Linked DNA regions of Homo sapiens: all the other regions are linked to region 1. The links are chromatin contacts, found by Hi-C in ENCODE. All regions are on one chromosome and are shown on one strand. Each heading gives the region's core, a stretch centred on a gene start or an enhancer-like site at or near the end of the contact. The rest is flanking DNA. Distances are from core to core; before and after follow the strand shown.

The links. Hi-C counts contacts between places; a loop is a spot of excess contacts on that map. Pooled maps may share reads with other maps.
Region 2: a map of naive thymus-derived CD4-positive, alpha-beta T cell shows a loop between it and region 1 (33-fold over the local background). The contact joins the enhancer-like site here to the promoter of EFCAB2-AS1 in region 1. A Hi-C loop is called at or near these places in 1 of 168 maps with a recorded cell type or tissue (naive thymus-derived CD4-positive, alpha-beta T cell), 1 of 37 single-sample maps with no recorded cell type and 10 of 50 pooled maps.
Region 3: a map of ovary shows a loop between it and region 1 (10-fold over the local background). The contact joins the promoter of ZNF496 here to the promoter of EFCAB2-AS1 in region 1. A Hi-C loop is called at or near these places in 1 of 168 maps with a recorded cell type or tissue (ovary), 1 of 37 single-sample maps with no recorded cell type and 14 of 50 pooled maps.

What each region holds. Positions count from the first base shown.
Region 1 is chr1:244,968,779-244,973,202 of GRCh38, forward strand. It overlaps EFCAB2-AS1 (EFCAB2 antisense RNA 1), which reads right to left and starts at 2,091. Exons shown (of 2, transcript NR_111907.1): 1 at 2,034-2,091; 2 at 1-1,201. It overlaps DRC8 (dynein regulatory complex subunit 8), which reads left to right and starts at 904. Exons shown (of 8, transcript NM_032328.4): 1 at 904-1,265; 2 at 1,551-1,665. The coding sequence starts at 1,641. It overlaps LOC124900416, which reads right to left and starts at 1,792. Exons shown (of 4, transcript XM_054328428.1): 1 at 1,548-1,792; 2 at 1,477-1,546; 3 at 1-1,474. The coding sequence starts at 1,759. The coding sequence ends at 1,208. RefSeq lists silencers at 967-1,106, 1,377-1,556, 1,567-1,926, 1,937-2,026 and an enhancer at 2,197-2,566.
Region 2 is chr1:247,207,497-247,212,226 of GRCh38, forward strand. No RefSeq gene overlaps it. Among named protein-coding and RNA genes, the nearest start is that of MIR3916, 7.8 kb to the left of the region's middle. RefSeq lists silencers at 2,953-3,162, 3,303-3,562 and an enhancer at 2,969-3,468. Within about 2 kb of position 2,940, at least 35 of the 41 ENCODE cell types and tissues checked have a DNase peak (open chromatin) inside an H3K27ac peak, as active enhancers do.
Region 3 is chr1:247,329,575-247,333,615 of GRCh38, forward strand. It overlaps ZNF496 (zinc finger protein 496), which reads right to left and starts at 2,293. Exons shown (of 10, transcript NM_032752.3): 1 at 2,216-2,293; 2 at 1,858-2,073; 3 at 392-507; 4 at 1-41. The coding sequence starts at 4. ZNF496-DT (ZNF496 divergent transcript) reads left to right here and starts at 2,480. Exons shown (of 3, transcript NR_168399.1): 1 at 2,480-3,672. RefSeq lists silencers at 1,331-1,570, 2,141-2,250, 2,381-2,860, 3,973-4,041 and an enhancer at 2,173-2,467.

The DNA.
Region 1 (4,424 bases), core at 841-3,340:
GGGGAAAAAAGCAGGGAAAGGCATTCCAGAAAAAGGAAACTGTAAACAGCACACGAAAAAGCATAGTGAATGAATAGGAAGCCTGAGACCAAACTTAGGGTTTCCTACACTTATTTCAAAGCCCTTCATTATCTATATGGAAAGGGGGAGTCTTTAAACACAAATATTTAGATCATATTGACTGAGATTTAGATATAAATGAATGCTAATAATTACTTTTCGTTATTTTGGGGTGTTAAACATTTACTGTACAAGATTGTATTCGTTTTAAGTATCTTCTAACATGAGCCATTTTGTAATGATTCAGTTGTTTATATTCAATTTCAAGTAGAATGCTGATCACAGCGCCAAATGGGTATCTTCTACAGAAAAAGTTATTTTAATAAAGAAAAATATAGTCAGTTTTAGGATTTCCTGAGAGATTATAGAAACAATAAAAGCATTAAAACTGTTAAGTCATTAAATACGAGTACCTTGTATTTTGAAGGCTCTTAAAATTTAGTTTATAAATTGCTTTTACATAACATATGCACTGAAATACCACTTAAGATTAGTTTTGAAAATAGGTGTTCGTTTCAACCACATCATTAGGTATTTTATTCAAAGCTCTTTATAAAAAGAGCTTTACTATGTTCCAGTATAGTAAACTTATCCAGAAAATAAGACAAAAATTTAACTTCATGCTATAGCTGCAAAGTTTTCGGAAAGCGGGATTTAAAACTTCCATTGTAACTTTAACTAGCGGTCATGTCAAATTTCACAACTAAGAACATTTTAACGCATGTAATACTGAGCACAACATGGGCACGTTTTTGTTGCTATGAGAACCTTCTATTTTGTATTAGACATTGCAGCCTTGACGACGCAATGTTTGTGCTATTTTGCGCATGTTTTCCTGCAGCTATTCCTCTCCTCTAGCAATAGTCGAATGGCTCTGGTTTCCTCTTGCGCCCGGCCCAGTTTTTCCGTTTTAGCTTCGGTTGTCATAGGCTGTGCTGTCGCTTTCTCTGGGAAAGGACGGTGAAGACTGGACGGGAGAAACCGGGAGGGCAGGCGCGGCCGTTCTGCAGCAGCCGGGCCGCTTCCCGGCGGGAGGCGGGCTGCGAATGGGAAGCGGGAGGAGGAGGCCGGGCCGCGGGCTGGTTCTATCACCCCCTTGGGAGCCCAGCTCTTCACCTAGCTCTCCGGCGCTTTTCAAAATCTGCAGTTAACAACAAAAATCGAGCAACGCCACGTCGCACAAACAGGACAGGAGGGGGCGAGGGGTGTGTGCGCGCGCGTGCTGTCCCCAAATGGATGAGAAATAAGGGAAAGGAGGGGTTGGGGACCGTGTGATGAAGCAACATGCTAGGCCCGGGACAAGTCCGGCTCCGGCCTCGGGTCTGGAGGGACAAGGCCGGGGGCCGGGTGGCAGACGGGGCCTCTGGTCTTCCCCCAGCGCGAGGGTCGTGGCGCGAAACGGGGACAGGGCGCGCGCTCGGAGCCTCCTCCCCGCCCCGCCCCGCCCAAGGGTCTTCCTCCCCCGGGATTCAGAGCGGCCCCTCCTCCAGGCCAGGCTCGCCGCGGGGCGCTGAGCAGGCCGGGACACCGCGGCCGAGGTTATCGTTAGGCATCTCCCAGGCGACCGGCTCCGCAGCAAGATGGCGGACGAGAAGGACAGGGAAGGTAAGGTAGGGGAGCCGGGGAGCCGCTGCCCTCGCCGCCCGCCGCGACCCCGGGCTGCACGGGGAAGCGCCGGGTGGGGTGGGCCCTCGTCCATCTGGAGTTCCCACCCGCAGGGAAAGGGCGGCCTGAGGAGGGGGCCACCCGGCAGCAGCAGTCGCCCTGCCCCCGTCCCCGTAGCCCGCCCGGCCCGCCGCTCCGCCCCGCCCCGCCCCGCCTCTCTCCCCCGCCCCGCCCCGCCTCTCTCCCCTCTTCCCTCCCTCTTCTCTCTCCCCTCCTCCCGCCTTCTTCTTTCTCCTCCCGCCCTCTTCACCCTCTTCCCCTCCTCCCGCCCCGTCCTCCTTCCCCCTCCCTCGGAGGCCGGGCCTTGCATCCTGCGCGGGCTGCGCCGGAGGCGCCGGCAGGGGGTGCTGATAATGGCGTCGTTGTTCACGGTCGCGGGGAAGCCGCCGCCGCCTCCACACTCTCGCCTGGGGTCTCGGTGCCGCAGGCGCCACGCCCGTAGCTGTCCAGGCTGTGGGCCCCGGGGGGTGGCCTGGGTGAGGAGGAGTTCTGGCCGCCTGAATCTGACGGGATCCTCTGTTTGCGCCGAAACCCCGCGCTGGCGCAGCCTGATGGCGTTCGCGGCCACCATTTTGCCTCCTTAATGAGGACGCAGGAGGACGGTCTGGAGGTCACAGCCGCTGCCTCCGAGCTTCCCGGTCCTCCGAAATGCCTGCCCCGCCGCCGGCTAGCGCCGCGCAATTGGCCTAGTGTCTTGTCTTAAAAAAAAAAAAAGACACACACCCAAACAGCAATTTTAATAACGACGAAAAACCAAAACCTGGTTGAGATCTTGGAACCGCTGTGCGCCGGCCGGGCCTCTCCCAGGGGACCACCCAGCCCCGCGCGGTGGCCGCCTGCAGAGGCGGGACTGCGCTTCGAGGCTTAAGGTCGCCAGTTCGGAGGCATCGATGTGTTGTCTGTGCGGAGAAGCCAAAAAGTGATTACGTTTATTTGCAAGACCGTTCATGTTGTTTTCAGTTCATGGTATGATTAAAACCCGATCCTTTGTTACCATGCCCTTAGGTACTAAAAAATAATTGTGTTTGATAGTTGGCAGTCACCCAAAAATATCCAAAAAGCCATGAAACAGTAAAGGTAAACAAGTAGGAAGTGAAAATAATATTCGTCCTTTGTTTTCTTTCTGGAGTGCTCAAAACACCCTCTCAAACCATTTTTCTCAGCATAGAACCAAGTGTGGTCAGGTTAACAGCTAATATTTACAAGGGAAGAAACGAACCCTGAGATATTTAGTCACTTGTTCCGGTGATCACAGAAAATCGGCGAAGAAACACATGAAACTGCCAACGATCTCTCTATTGATAACAAGGATACCGTGATTTTTATGTAATATTAATCTGAGAAGCCAGGATTATTTTGTAGGTATTAGCTTTACGAAGATGCCCTTACATACAAAGAAAAGGATAATTTTAAAACTTTCCCAGAAAAATGGATGGCTTATTTTTGTTCTTTACCAAAAAAAAAAAAAAAAAAGCCATTAGGAGATAAACTAGCAAGGTAATTATGGATATTTATTTTCTTAAAAAAGACTTGGTTAGGTCAGCATGAGAAAAAACGCACTGGAGTATGGTACAAATACAGTATTTCTCGTTTTTTAAAAACTGAGAGCTTTCCTGATTTTTCAGCTTTTGAACAATTTTTTTCCATTTAAAGTAAATTCAGAGAAACAATTTTGTCGATAACTCATAGAAGTAATGACTGTTAAAAGCTGGATGCCATTCATTCAGAATACATATATTCAATGCCATTATGTAGATAAGGCATTCTACTTAGAACTTTGAAAGATACGAAAATGAAAGACATTGTCTTTGCTTCCAAGGAAGGTGAGATGAGTAAGGGAGATGAGAAATTTACAAATGGGAGGAAATAGTTAACTGGGCTGAGTAGTCTGGGTGCCAACCACTGTGCTAGGTGTGTATCCTTGTAGTCCGTGGACAGCAGCCTGGACATCACTGGCTGCCACCGACCTAATAATGAATCAGTCTTCATTTTAACATGTTTGTAGGTGATTTGTATGTACATTAACTTTCGAGAAGGCCGGGCGCGGTGGCTCACGCCTGCAATCCCAGCACTTTGGGAGGCTGAGGCGGGCGGATCACGAGGTCAAGAGATCGAGACCATCCTGGCCAACATGGTGAACCCCGTCTCTACTAAAAATACAAAAATTAGCTGGGCGTGGTGGCACGCCCTGTAGTCCCAGCTACTCAGGAGGCTGAGACAGGAGAATTGCTTGAACCGGGGAGGCGGAGGCTGCAGTGAGCCAAGATCACACCACTGCACTCCAGCCTGGCGACAGAGTAAGACTCCGTCTCAAAAAAAAAAAAAAACAAAAACAAAAAACAAAGTTCGAGAAGCACTCATGTGCTGTATCTCATTTATTGTTAACAGTTTTATGGATTAACTAATTGCAGTTTGTGAAGGGTATTATGAAATAAAGGCATTTTGTTAGAGGATAAACTAAGTAGAGACTCATTTTGGTGGTAAGATCTTTTTATGGAAATAGTCTATTACTATATTTGATTGTCAGCTACTGTATTTTGAATTTTCAGAAATTACGTCTAACCAATTAATCAGAATTGATTAAGTTTTGAGGATTCACTCAACTAAACTCATAAAAGACTGATGTGCAAACCTGAATGATTTATTAATTTAAATAAGGGTATATACATTGACTTGAAGGCTGATTTTGCCAATATACT
Region 2 (4,730 bases), core at 1,690-4,189, 2.2 Mb after region 1:
AATGGAAAGTGGTGGGGGAAGATGGAGCAGGTAAATAGCTGTGATTAATGAAATCCTTCAGCTCTGTGTTCTCCAAGAACAGCTTAATAAAAAGCAACACCCCTCTAACTTAGATGAAGCTCCTTCTTATACCTATCACAAAGCCAGGCACAGACTCTCAAATTCCCATTTTCCCCCTATAAACAGTCAGCTGAATAATTTTGTCTTCAGTTGTTAGAACAAAATACTTATTAACAAAACTGCTTAAGATTCTCTCCTTCTCCTAGGCCCATGAATTTGTCCCACCCTTTGCTTGAGCTAACATACAACTCCTATTTATGCCCCTCCTAAGAACAGGCTGATTTGGGAGTCAAACTTTCTCTAATCTAGGATCTGATTTGCCACCCTGCATCTTGTCCTCTCACTCTCACCTTTCTACTCTGGTTTGTTCCTCCAAACGAAAGAAAGCCCTTGTCTGCCTAAACTTTGAGATCCTGGAAGATATAGTTGGTGCTTTCCCTCTGTTGTAATACTCCTTTGAAGTAAGTAACTTCTTATCTAAATGTGAATTTGTTTTATTTGACAAAGTCTAGAAACAGCCCCAGAACAATAACAATTCCATCCTCAGAAAGAGCCTCCAGACTCCGACCCCAACAGCATCTGCCTGTGGATCCCAGCTCTCTAGGGCTCTATAGCTCCTCTCAGTATAAAGTGCTCCTTTCATGTTGGGGTGTGCAGGCTGGGACACCTGCAGGGGAGGCTCCCCAGTAAGAACTAACCGGGTCTTCAATGACCTTGTTTTGCAGGCTCAAGATTGGCCTTGGCTTAGAGTCACTGGGCTCCGACTTCTATTTCCCAGTCAGGGTTATTCACTTAGTTGTAAATGAGAAAATGCTCAGTGTTTGAAGAATCCAGCAAAATCACTCAAACACAGTGTTTATTTAAGAGAATAAAATTATAAGGCACTTACATTGTATACCTCAATAGAAAAAGCAAAACTCTCTATCAGTTTCAGACAATAAACATGTCACATTATTTCCGTAATTCAAATCATTCAGTAAACAATCACATATGAACATATCTAGGAGATGCCAAGTCCCATCTTGTAAAATTCAGTATTAAACTCAGACATCTAGATAATAGAGATATCAACTCCACAAGTCCTCTACCCTGCAAAAAAGAGGAACTAATATTTTGATGAAGCAATGTAATTCACCAATTAATCTACTACTTTTTTTGTGGAAATGTATTCATTTCCTATAGCCATACTGGAAGAGGATTTTCCCTATTACTTTCCCTGGTAGCATTCCCACAGCTACGCCCTGGGATTCTGTTTAAAATCACCCCTAAAAAGGAACAGGCCTGACAAACTTACTATACTCTAGGGAAGAAAAAGGTAAATCAGAATTTTTAACAAGTGAATATTTGACTATATATGTAATGTCTTTTCTGAAATCCACCTCTTAAACATTTTCTTACCTTTGAAACTCTACTGTTAAAATGCAATTGACAGTTAATAAAAAACTAAGGTTGAATTAAGTGAAAAAAATGTTTCAAGGTGTAAAACCCAGGAAGTGGCAATGCTGATTGGAACACAGACAAATCTGACTCAAGTGCCAAGTCAGGCCGTCCTATCACTTGGGACCTTCCTCTGTTTCCATACTGCTCACTGACCACCTTCCCGCCTTGCCCAGGAGCCACCACACTGTGCCCCACTGGGTGCCCCAAGTGGCTTGACTTTGCAGATTCTCGCGCCCCCTCACTGCAGTGGGTCTTCCTTGTCCTTTGGAACAGTTTTTCCCCCTTCACAAGTCTGAGAGAATCCAGATGTCAGAAATCATTTCTGTTTTTTCTTCTCAATATCAGCATCCAACTGGCTGACCAGCAATGTGTCCCCAAGGAACAGACGCTGGAGTTGGGTGAAGACAATCTGCATGTCCTAAGGGGTTAGCTTTGTAAATGAAGGGTAGGACCAGCTTCCTCTCAGCCCCAGGGCATCCATCTGCTCCCTTAAGAGGCTCCACCTCCATCACTGAGGCTGTCCTCTGGGAGGAAAGGAACAACGTGCTAATGTTCACTAAACATGCCTTGAGATGGGTCACCCCCAGACAATTATGAAACCCAGGCACAGAAAAAGACTGGAGGGTGGCTGAGGACACATGACCTTGTAAAATTTCCAAAGCAGAACCTCAAACCAAAGACATTCCGATAAGGTGTCTGTGCCTGGGGAAGATAAAAGAAGAGACACAAAGATTTTTTTTAAAGCAGTGTGTCAGGTGATTCTTCTCTGCTCACATAAAATGTTTACAAACAGAAAACAGATGTCTAAAAAAAGTGCCATCCAATGCTCTGTGAAAAAATGATGAAAACACTGTGTGTGAAATGTACAATAAAGGACACACAGGCTGGGGGGACAGGATGGTGGATGTGAGACCGTGCTTGCCACACATTTGGAAACGCAGTGGAAAACCAGTCCCCCTCTGGAGTGTTTAAAATAATTAACTAGCAATCAATTAGACTGAAGTAGCACTAGGACCATCGGTTCCTAAGGAAAAAAATCTAACTGAAATACATGTCTTGTAAATTACTACCTTAGGAAGAAACGATTTTCAGCCTGAACCAACCACAAACCTCCAATTAACCTCTCATTAAATAACCAGGAAATTTCCACCTGGACAGTCCACATAAGGCGACTCCACAACTGTAACTGTAACCAAGTTCTGAATTTGGTTCGCTTCCTTATGCCCCTTACAAAAGCCTTTGCTCCAAGCACCCACAAACCATGACTGGGCGCTCTGCATTGATGAACAGCTCTTTGCTCAAATAATCTCTTTAACGTTTAAACCTTGATTCCCTTTTCATTTTTACCAGGAGAAAGGAGGGCCTGGGACCCCACAGCCCACAGCTCCTCCCACGCAGTGGCTCCTCCTGGGTCGGGGCTCTCCCCCAGGCCCCTGCCGTCGCCACCGCACAGCTGCCAGCGAGGGGACGCGCCGGGCGGAAGTCGAGCGCAGAAGCGGACCGGACGCCGGGTGAGGCTGGCGGCCCAGCCCACATCCTGAGGCCAGGGGAAGCTGAGGGCCGGGCGGGTCCAGCGGGGTCTCGGGTCTGCAGACTCCGGAGGCAGCTGTGGGGAGGCCTGGGGCCGCCACAGCCAGTTCCAGCCCGTTTCCATCAGCCCCCTGCCCACCTCGGGACCCCGCCCACATACTCACCATTTCCCAGCTTCCCGGGTGTCCAGGCTGCTTAGCTATGGATCTCCTGATACCTGCAGGTCAGAGGGCAAGAGGCTGTGGCGGCCACCTGAGCTTCCCCGAGCAAAGCACGCCGAGCACAGAAGACGACCCAGCTGAGGCTGGCAGGAGAGACGAAGGCCCCGCCAGATCCCGGAAGCCGCGCCCTTCTGTCCGGCTGCACGCCCGATTGGACGGTTCCTACGTCAGCGCCCCTGATTGGATAGGGCTCCAGGCCCCGCCCCCTCAGTCCCTGAGTGACGGAGGATGTGATCGGACGCTGGGCTGAGGGCGACAAAGTGACAGGTTCTTGGCTGCAGCCTTTTCATGCAGGGCTTCCTGCTTGCGCTGGGCCTGGCCCAGCCCAGGGGGCATTTTCATTTAACCTTTTGTATAAGGTTATATCCATTTATAAATAATATATATATGTTATTCACAAATGAAAACAATATAATGGCAATGATTTTAACATTTCAGATTTTATGACCTTTCTGGCCTCTGGTAGTTTGATCAGGCAGCCTGAAATTTCAAAAAGGGAGGCAATCCTTTAAGAAATAAAATGTAAGCCACGTGTGAATTTTAAATTTCCTAGTAGCCACCTTTTAAACATTAAAAGTAACAGGTGAAACTGATTGTAATAATTTATTTAACCCAATATATTCAAAATATTATCATTTCAATGTATGATCAATATCTCAATATTCATCAATATATTAATGAACTATATAATTTTCGGTAGTCAATCTGTGAAACTCACTCTGTATTTCACCTTCCCAGCACGTCTCTGTTCAGCCACATTCCAGGCCCTCAGTACTCACACATGGCCAGTGGCTGTCACACTGCCGTGCAGCTCTGAGGGAGGTGAACGGTCTGAACCCTCATTTCCTTCCAGCAGTGAAAGATCGGTCCTCCTTATCAACGTCTCTCCCCAGGCCAAAGGCTGAAGGGACAGGGCCCTAGAGAGAGCAAGGGCTGCAAAAAGAGAGTGTCCACAGGTAGACCATTGCTGCCCCGCCTGCTGTCCATCTTCCTCCCAAAAATCAGACAGTCAAAAAAAGAACAATGGAGCCCCCAGGAGGACCTAATCCCCAGTCTTCAGGTCTTCCACAGCTTTGACTTCCAAAGTTTAGATATACAGAAAATAGATTAAACAAACTTCTGATATTGGTATTTGGCCTTGGCGCTAATAAACAGGCTATTGGTTGTCTTTTTCCTCCTATGGTGTGGGAGACTGGGTGAGTTTATGCACCAATCACGTGTACACATCTACATGTATCTCTACATAACTCACCACCGTCTAACAAGAGATCCAAATTTAAATAAAGGGAAAAGAAAATCAATACCTATAGGGTGCCTACTGTTTGCAGGTAACTAGTAATCAGTCTCTCATTGAATTCTGACATCCTGTCTGTAATGGGTGTGTGTGTTAGTTAGTTAGTGATGCATAACAAACCACCGAAACTTACTAGCTCATGATTCGGCTGGTCAGCAATTTAAGCTAAACTCAGCTGGGCAATT
Region 3 (4,041 bases), core at 1,043-3,542, 2.4 Mb after region 1:
GCATGATGGGATTTGATGGGGGTCAGCAGCAGAAGACGACCCTATTTCCAAACAGAAATCACTGGCTTCAGTGTTCTGGTCTCCTGTGGTCATTTCTGGGGGACAGTGACAAGGAAACTGTCAATGCCCTCAGAGACCAGCCCTTTGGAGAAGCCCTGGGAAAGGTAGGGAGTGTTGGTGTGGCTGGTCTTTACACACAGGATGAAACAGACAGAAAGATGCCCTCCCCCCATCAGTACCATTACGTGTGGATTCCCGTTAAGTGGGTGACTGGATGAACAAGACAGGAAATCTGGGAGAAAGTGGTGGCATTTCAACGTGACACTGCTGTTTTGAGCATCCCAGGAAACCAACAGCGCCACATGCAGATGTAATCAAGACGCTCTGGTACCTTGGGTGGCTGGGTCCTCCTGGAGAGATCCGAGATGGGCAGGCCAAGCAGGCCACTATCTTGAAGCTCCGGAGCCGAAGTCACTGTTCTTGTTATTAAGACCTTTACAAATGGAGCTGGAATGACAAAGACATGCATCGGATGAGCCTTCAAGCACATCCAGGAATGGAAAATCCACCCTTCTGGTGGCAGAGGGCTGATGGTGCTGCGTGCTGGATGGACAACCCAGCCAGAATCAGCTTTGCCCAGCAGAGTCTGCAATGGGAGGCAAGGGAAAACATCACATGAGACAGCTACATGCAGTCTACCAGGGACAAATAACACTGCATCTAGAAGTATCAGTGGTTTCCTATGAGCCTTCTGCCAATTCTGCCCTGACCTTCAACCTCGCCTCCACCCTATTCTCTATCCTTGCCCTCTTCAAACCACATTGAAGGCAACTGCACACTCGCCAAAGCCCTTCCTCGGCCAGGACAGAAAAGTGGGTCCGTCACTGCACAGCTCAGCCCTCAAAGAACCCCTGGACACTGCAGCTGCCACACCCCCAAGGTGGGACTCAGGGGTCCCTACACCTCCCCGCTGGTGTGCAGACAACTAGCCGACACTTTTGCCACAACTAGGGTGGCAAGAGACCAGCAACCAGTATACCTGGTGTTTATGATTCCCACTTTAGAACGCTGGGCCCGTGAAAGGGCACATGGGGACACTCACAGTCCCCTTCTCTGCCATCAGGCCTCTGTGATCCTTAGGACCGGCAGTGCCTGCCACTCCCCCATCTGCACGAGGTTGTCCAGCGTGGCCGCGTCTTAACCTCCAACAGCTCACAAGGTGGGAAGGGGGACTCGGGCCTCACTCCCATTTCACAGAAAGACAAGTGATGCCAGAAAAGCTACGGAACAACTGAGTGGTTCCAGAAACACCCACTGCTCTGAATCTCTTTGCTTTCCAAAGTAACAACATACACAGAAACCCATATGGGGGCCGTGGCGGCGTCGGGCTGGACGCATTACAGCGCTCCCCACCACCGGATCGCTTCCAGGGCGGCTCCGGCATCTGGAGCCCGGGGTGGGCCCCGCCCGCCCTGCTCGGCGGCCCCCTGCGGCGCCCATCACACACCTGCAGCGCCCAGGACTACTCAGGCCCGCCCCCCCGAGCACCGGCGCCCACCCGGGCTGCCACTCGGATCGTCTCCAACCAGACGGCCGCGTCCGTCTTTGTCACGGCGGCACCTGGCGCGTCGGAGGCTCGGAGGAGATGCCTGATGAATGAACTAACGTGAGTGAGGCGGAGGAGGGCCCCGCAGGGGCGGAGCGAGCTCCCAGCCTTTCGCGGAGGAGGGACCGAGCTGGATCGGCAGAAAGGGAAGGAGAAGGTCGCTGTGGGCCAGGGAAGGGGGAGCCCGCCCTCCGCGCCCTCGGTCTCCCTCACACGCGCGTCTCCCGTCTCGCCGGCTCCGGGCTCCTCACCTCACAGCCTGGAGCTCCCTCCCGGCGTCCGGCCGAAAACCCTCCTGTGGCGGCGGAAGTCCAGGGCAGCCGTCCTCATCCTCCCAGCCCGCCCGGCCGGGCGTACTCGCTGAGGCGGGGTCTCCGCAGGCGCCCGGCTCCTTTCCCGGCCCGTCCAGACCGCGTCTCCCGATCATCCGGAAAGCCACGGCTCGGCTCGGGGGCAAATGGAGGCGCCTGAAAAACAATGGTGTTGCTTTCTCCCCCGCCCGCACCTTCCTGAGCGCTGGGCTCTGGGCTGGGAGGCGGCGCCGCGGAGGCCGGGCGCGGGCCGAGGAGGGCGGGGCGGGGCCGGCCGCGGGAGCCGGGGTGCACTCACCGCCGCGGCGCGTCCCTGTTGGCGGGCGGCGCAGGCCTGGCCGCCGCGGGAGCCCGCCGGACGCCGAGGAAAGGAAAGGCCGGAGCCCTCCGGCTCCCTCCCCTGGGACACTTCCTGCTCCGCTCTAGGACTGGGGAGGTCTCCGCATCTCAGTGGTTCGCTCCCCCGCCCCCCGGCCGAGGTGTGCGCTGGGGGTGACATCCGACACCCCCGGCCCGCCCCGCTCCGCGCGCGCCTGGGCCTGGCCGCCGGGCCGGGGGCTTTGTGGGTCAGCCACGTCGCCGCGCCCGGGCTTCCCCGCGGGCCCGCCGGTCCGGAAGGTCGGCCCGGGGCTCTTTTCTCCGCTGTTCTCCTTCTCTGGCGCCCCCAGGACACGCGGCCAGTGGACGCCCGGAACGGCCGACCGGGAGTCGCGGCTGGGGATGGAAGCTGGAATTGGGGGTGCGGGATGGAGCGGAGAGAGGAGGCCCCGCGCGCCGTCGGCCGCCTCATTTCAGACTCCCCTGCGACCCCCCCCCCGCCGCCAGCCGAAGCCCGGGCCGCCCAGCCCCTCCTGCCGCTGCGGGACGCCGAAGGTAGCGCTCACATCCGCGCCTTCCGGGCCTGGCGCCCACGTGCGGAGTCCCCGGGTTAGGAAAGGCCGCGCATCCGGAGGCCACGCAGAGCCTCGGGGCTTGCGCAGAGGGGCTGCGGTGAGTCCTGACCCTGAGTGGGGGTCACGGGGCTCGTTGCTCGCTGAAGTGAACACGGTTGCAGCTGTGCACAGTGGCGGAGGGAGAGGATGAGGGACTCTGACCCAAGGTTATGTGGCAGTGAGGGGCAAGCAGAAATGGGGGCCTCCGGACCCCACCCCGAGACAGGGCTGCTGGCCGCTGCACTATGCTGAATATAGCCCAAATTCTTACATGGGTCGTCCCCGGGGAATGCTCATTTTTCAGGCTCCAGAGCTTGAGAGAAAGTGCGAACCCGGTCCCTGAGCAGGTCTGATTCCCATGGCCCCTTCGCCATCTGCTCTGCACCGAAATTGGATTCTCCTACGCAGAGGAGAAGGTGGAGAAGATTCTCCGTCTTCCGGAGGGTAGCTACTGCCGGTAGCTCCGATTTCCTTCGGATCCCCTTTCAAGGGCAAGCAGAAGGAAATCAGTTTCTCCAAAGAAAGTGGCCCGGCTGAGTAAGTGGGAACAAGGTGGTTGGACTGAGGCACGGGATCCTTTAGCTCCGTTGCTCTTCTAATCCCGTGGCCCTGGGCACCGCCACTTCCTCCTCTGAACTGCTGGAATAATCACTTCTGACTAGCAGAGTTACTGGGAGCCGCTGTTTGTCAGTGTTCACATTCTGACTTTAGCAGGAGATGGAGCGAGCGAAGGAGTGAAGCCCTTGTTTGTGAACAGTGATTGTTTCCCGGATGACAGCCAGATGCCGGGCAGGGCCACGCAGATCTTAGCTGGAGCCTACAGGTACAAGTGAGAGCCACCCCCTTTGACGTAACTGGACTGGCATTTACAGAACTCATGTACAGCCCACTCTCAGGAACACCAGCCAGGAACCGTGACATGGAGGAGAGGAATTGGGAGGAACCGAGGGGTCATCAAAGGCTGGTAGGGCTTAGGTGCTCTAGCAAACATCCTAGTCTGTGGGGTTCCAGAGCTCTGGTGCTACAGCTCCCAACCCTTTGATTGGCCCAGGAACTGGCTGTTGAGTGGGCATCCGTGTTCATAGCTCTGCCCCTTGCAACCCTAAAGCAGATAAAATGCAGGAGGCAGAAATTGCTGGCAGACAGCATCCAATTAATCCCCACTACCCAATTCAGTTTCTTCCCCTGACCT